Linked DNA regions of Homo sapiens: region 1 is linked to region 2. Evidence: chromatin loops called from intact Hi-C (ENCODE). Cell type or tissue: Caco-2. All regions are shown on one strand.

Region 1 (2,500 bases), 52 kb after region 2:
CAAATATATTAGAAAGAGAGTGTCCACCCCGCCCTTCTGAAGGAGTTTGGTTCTTTTGATTAACTTTAGATGGTGTGGTTTTTAAGAGATCATGCCTTGTTTTCAGACCTCCAAATGTAGCCTTGGTCTTTTTTTTTTTTTTTTTTTTTTTTTTTGAGATGGAGTCTCACTCTGTTGCCCAGGCTGGAGTGCAGTGGCACAATCTCGGCTCACTGCAACCTCCACCTCCCAGGTTCAAGCAGTTCTCTTGCCTCAGCCTCCCGAGTAGCTGGGACTACAGGCACCCACCACCATGCCCGGCTAATTTTTTTTTTTTTTTTGTATTTTTAGTAGAGATGGAGTTTCGCTATGTTGGCCAGGCTGGTCTTGAACTTCTGACCTTGTGATCTGCCAGCCTCGGCCTCCCAAAGTGCTGGGATTACAGTTGTGAGCCACCACGTCCAGCCAGTAGCCTTGGTCTTCTGTCTTAATCTTCTCTTCCAAGATGCTTAAGATAATTTAGGTGATATCCATTATTATACCCAAAAGCCTTCTAGTGAATCAAAAGATGCCACATATTAGAAAAACACATCTTGATATCATTATGGATTCTTTGGGGGATGTTTCCCTCACCTTCTTACATCTATGTGGAGGCTTTAATCTCTTCTTTTTGATTGTCTCATTTTTGATGTTGTAGGCATCAGGCACCTGTTCTATAGTCTGTTCATCTATGCATTTATTAATGAACTTAGTATATGCCTAGCTCAAGGCCTTTACACTTTGTTTTCCTGCTTGTAATGCTATATCTGCACATTTCCTTCATTCAATCTCTATTTGGATTTGATTAATTAGAGATGCTCTTATGATAACTCTTTAAATATAGCTGCCCCTCACCAACTCCATCACTCTCTATCTCATTACATTGTATTATATTTCTCCATAGAACTTATCTCCACTTGACATTTGTTTCTTTATTGTCTTTCTCTTCTAGAACACCTGCTCACAAAGGCAGGAACTTTTTGTTCATTGGTTGCTCTATTCCCAGCAGCTTTAGAGCAGAGTCTGGCACATGGTAGTACTCAGTAAATATTTGTTGAACAAATGCATGCATGGTAGTCATGTCTCCACTTTCTCCCAGGCAGCCTTACAGACCCAAAGAAATGAAGGCTTCCAGTGACCTGCTCTGATGCATCAGTGTCCATGGAATTTGTACAGATTGCAGTCCTACTTAAGTCCTTGCTTCATTTCTCTTTGTATAATAATTGACAGTTTTCAAAGTGCTTGCTATGCGATTGTCCCTTTTGATGCTTTGTGTAATACTATGAAGCAAGTGGGAATTTCTTAGACCTGTCGTACAAATGAGGAATGTAAGGGGATGGAATTTCAAAGGTAACTATCAGAGCCAGAGCTAGAAACCAGATCTCCTGACTTCTAGCTCATTTGGTGATTATGCGGGGTTTACGTTTCATCTCCACCCGTGTCTACATTGTATGGTTTTGAGGGCAAGGTCTTGAATTTTTTGTATTTATATTTTTCCATATGCCTTATACACAGTGTGCTTAATAAAGGTGTGTTGCTTTGGGCCTTTAGGCCACTTCAACTTTTATCTTTGACTTCGTTAATGGACTTTGGGAGGATCTCAGAGACTTGTTTTAGGTATGGTGCCACAGATTCCATAGGTTAGGGCCATGAATTTGCACACAAATCACCTAGGAACTTTGGTTATGTTAGATTCTGATTTAGTTGGTCTGGTGTAGTGCCTGAGATTATGCATTTTTAACAACCTCTGGTAGTGCCCGTGCTGCTGGTACATCTTCCACACTGACTATTTCAGGGCCTTGTAACACGTGAAAGAGGTATTCTTTGTTTGGGTATCTGACTGTGTGAACCTAGGTAAGTTTATTGGAGACGCTGTGATGTATTGTTTAGGCTAGATTACTTTGGTTAAAATCCTACCTTTCCATTTACTGTGTGATCTCAGGTAACTTACTTAACTTTTCTGTGCCTCAATTTCCTCTTTAAAAGTAGAGATCGTATTACTATGATCTCTATTTGTAGCTCATGCAGGTATTGACTGAATTAATACTTGTAAAGCATCTAGATTCATAATGCATGGCACTCAATGAATCTTAACTACTGTGATCATTTCTTTGTCTCCTTGTGTTATTTTGTTAAACTACATTAATAGGTTTAAGATACATTTGAAGGAAGGAAGTTGTTTAAGATATTTGCAAGGTATGAAATAGCGTGGTCTCTTTCATGGAAATGCTAATCTGGTTGGAAGACAGTTCTTTCATTAATGAACAATGCAATAGAAATCAGCTAATGGTGATTCTTCTTGAGCTGTCACAACTGTATACTGTGTACTTTTCATTAAGCATGAGCAAATTAGGAGAAAATGAGTAGGCACTCCTGTTTTGTAGTAAAATGTTACGATGTATAATATTAAGCATAGGGCATAAAATTGTTTTTATTCATCTCAGTTATGTATTAAATGAACCAACTTGATTTTAATTGGCAT
Region 2 (2,500 bases):
GCCACTTTGATTAGCATATGTCATTCATCTAGTTTCTGAGGTGTCTATCATGGTACTGTCAAAGTCCTCAAAACGACCTAAACACTAATAATGCTTCTTTGTGGTTTCTATGGCTTGTGTTGGAGTGAAGTGGTCTATTTTTTCTTATATGTAAGACTGGCAAATTCTAGTTGTGCTTTCATAAGTATTAGGACAGTGCTTGCTATTTTTTGTTCGTTAAAGTTATTTTTGGGTTTCTGGAAGTGTATAAGGGAAAATATGGGAAGCTAGTATTGAATGATTAACTGCCTACTAAATGCCTGGTTCTATTCTAGCAACATATATTATTTAATCATCACAAAAATATGTGAGCAAACTGAGCCTCCCTAAGTAATTAGGCTTAGAGAAATCGAATAATTCCTAAATGTTTACACAACTAGCAAGTAGCAAAAATGTCTTATCTCAAGAGTCTGTGCTATTCAAAGTAGCATGGGTTCTTAGCTTAAAAACAAACTTGTTTGTGATATATAGTAAGCCGTTTCCCCCAGACTGTTTTTTTAGGGGCCCAAAGAGGTTTTATTTTATGTTCTTCAAGGAACATAGATCATGGTGTCCTCTGCTTTTGTAAGTCCCTCTGTAATCTGAGCCTGATAAGCACTGAATAATAACAGGAACACCATCACTGCTGCCACCAACAACTTTGAAAACAGGAACTGACATTCCTTGAGCATGAACAATGTGCTGGATATTGTCCTTATCTATTCGTGTGTGTTAACCTGTTTGAAAATAACTCCGTGAGGTGTGCATACTTCTATCATTCCCATTTTGTAAATGAGGAACATGGGACAGGTTTAGAGTTAAGTAACTTACCCAAATCAAACAATAAACTAGTAGTAAAGTTGGGGTGTGAATCCATATACTCAGGAGAATCCACATTTTTGTCTACAATACTATACTTCTTCAGTAAATATTCATGAGTTGAAGAAAACCAATTCTGATTAAGTGAAGCTGAAAGGGAATTTATTATATTAGGAAGACATAAAGAAGCTCACTGAATAAGTAGGAAGCCTTGCTTGGAAAAAAAGCAGGACCATGAGGGAATAAGGAGCAGAGAACACAGTCAGATTGTGCCACAGGAAGAGCTTGGGCCCAGGGCCACTGCTGGTGCTGCTCCTACTGGCCAGCACAGGTACCACACTGTTGGCTGGTGGCTGGCCCCTGGGACACTGGACTTTTGGATCTCCTGCTATTGCTGATGCCACAATAATAAAGAAAATATCTAACTATTCTTTCATCTTTGCCTCACTCTTTAAGATTCAAAGGCCTGAGTAGAAGCAATCACTTGATAGAGCCCAGGTCACATTTTAAAAAGACCAGATTTGGTATAACTTTTGATTTAATTGTTCTGATATATTTTGGGCAGAATGGTAACAGAAAGAAATGACAACTTTCCACCTGTTGAACCTTAAAGATTAAGATATTTTCTCAGAAAAACTTGATCCTGTTATGTGGTAAAATAGGCCAGTAAAATGATTTTAGAAATTGGCAGTTAAAGAATGAGAAGACATTGGTTGCATATTTGTAAATCCAGTTATGCTCTAAGTGACCACTTGCAGTTCATTCTGTTTGGATCATGGATTAAAGAGTATAACTTCCAAATGACTGAATCATAAAATACCTCTGGTTTTCGTGGTTAATTTTAACTATACTTCAAGAAATTCACTTGGCATCAGAAGGTAGTACTCTAGAAAAAGGATGGTGTTTTTTTGTTCACAAATATGGTCGTGATCAGTGTTTTAAGAATTTGTTTTACAGGCCAAAGTTCACTTTAACAACTGCTGTAATAAAATACTTTCCAGCCTTGTCTGATGGCTCACTGATTGTAAGCAGTAATCCAACAGAACTTTGGTTACTGGAACTGGGTCAGGCCATGAAATAAGATTTGACTTTTATAACACAACACTTAGTGGAAATTCATTTTACTAGAATTCTGAACTTAATAATTAAACTTTTTGAGTGCTTATAACATGTCAGGCAGTATGCAAAGTACTTTGTATATCTCTCTCTCATTCCTGGTAACCCTGTAAAGTAAATATTATTGACACTTTAAGGATGGAGCTGATGCTGACAGAAATAACTTGCCTAAGGTCCCACAGGAAATGATGGAGTTGGGTTTTAAATCTGCATTTGTCCTACTCTAAAGCCTGCTTTTAATGACAACACTATTTTGTGGAAGAAAATCATTAATTAAATCACAAGTTAACTTGGATTAGCGTTCTTGGATTTTTAGATCAGAAGATTTTCCTTGTCACTTGTTCTTAGAAAACAAGTTTCTTTTTTTAGATTCAATAACTTAAGAAATGTCATTCCATCCAATTCATTCTCTGAATTAAAAGAATATAATTTTTTTTTTCGCTCCATAGTCTATTACTATTTTTAACATTCTTACACAGGTTGTCATATTGGAGGCATAAGTAGGATGATTTTCTCCCAGGTTAGGTAGATGGGCAGGGTAAGGTAG

What was found. A loop is a pair of places that touch in the nucleus more often than their neighbours do. Peaks named below come from ENCODE experiments on the same cell type or tissue, not always from the same donor. Only the 100,000 strongest peaks of a DNase experiment are listed, where the experiment ranks them.
Region 1: a loop joins it to region 2, with 2.7 times the contacts of the local background. A loop is called at or near these places in 2 of 110 quality-filtered maps.

The regions. Positions count from the first base shown.
Region 1 is chr12:16,029,786-16,032,285 of GRCh38, forward strand. The region is part of intron 6 of DERA (deoxyribose-phosphate aldolase); the gene reads left to right. Among named protein-coding and RNA genes, the nearest start is that of DERA, 120 kb to the left of the region's middle. RefSeq lists a silencer at 1,090-1,384. In Caco-2, no CTCF peak of the experiment used is centred here; a DNase peak (open chromatin) is centred at 1,116.
Region 2 is chr12:15,978,156-15,980,655 of GRCh38, forward strand. All of the region lies in intron 5 of DERA (deoxyribose-phosphate aldolase), which reads left to right. Among named protein-coding and RNA genes, the nearest start is that of DERA, 68 kb to the left of the region's middle. In Caco-2, CTCF peaks have their summits at 1,133 and 1,342; DNase peaks (open chromatin) are centred at 677 and 1,156.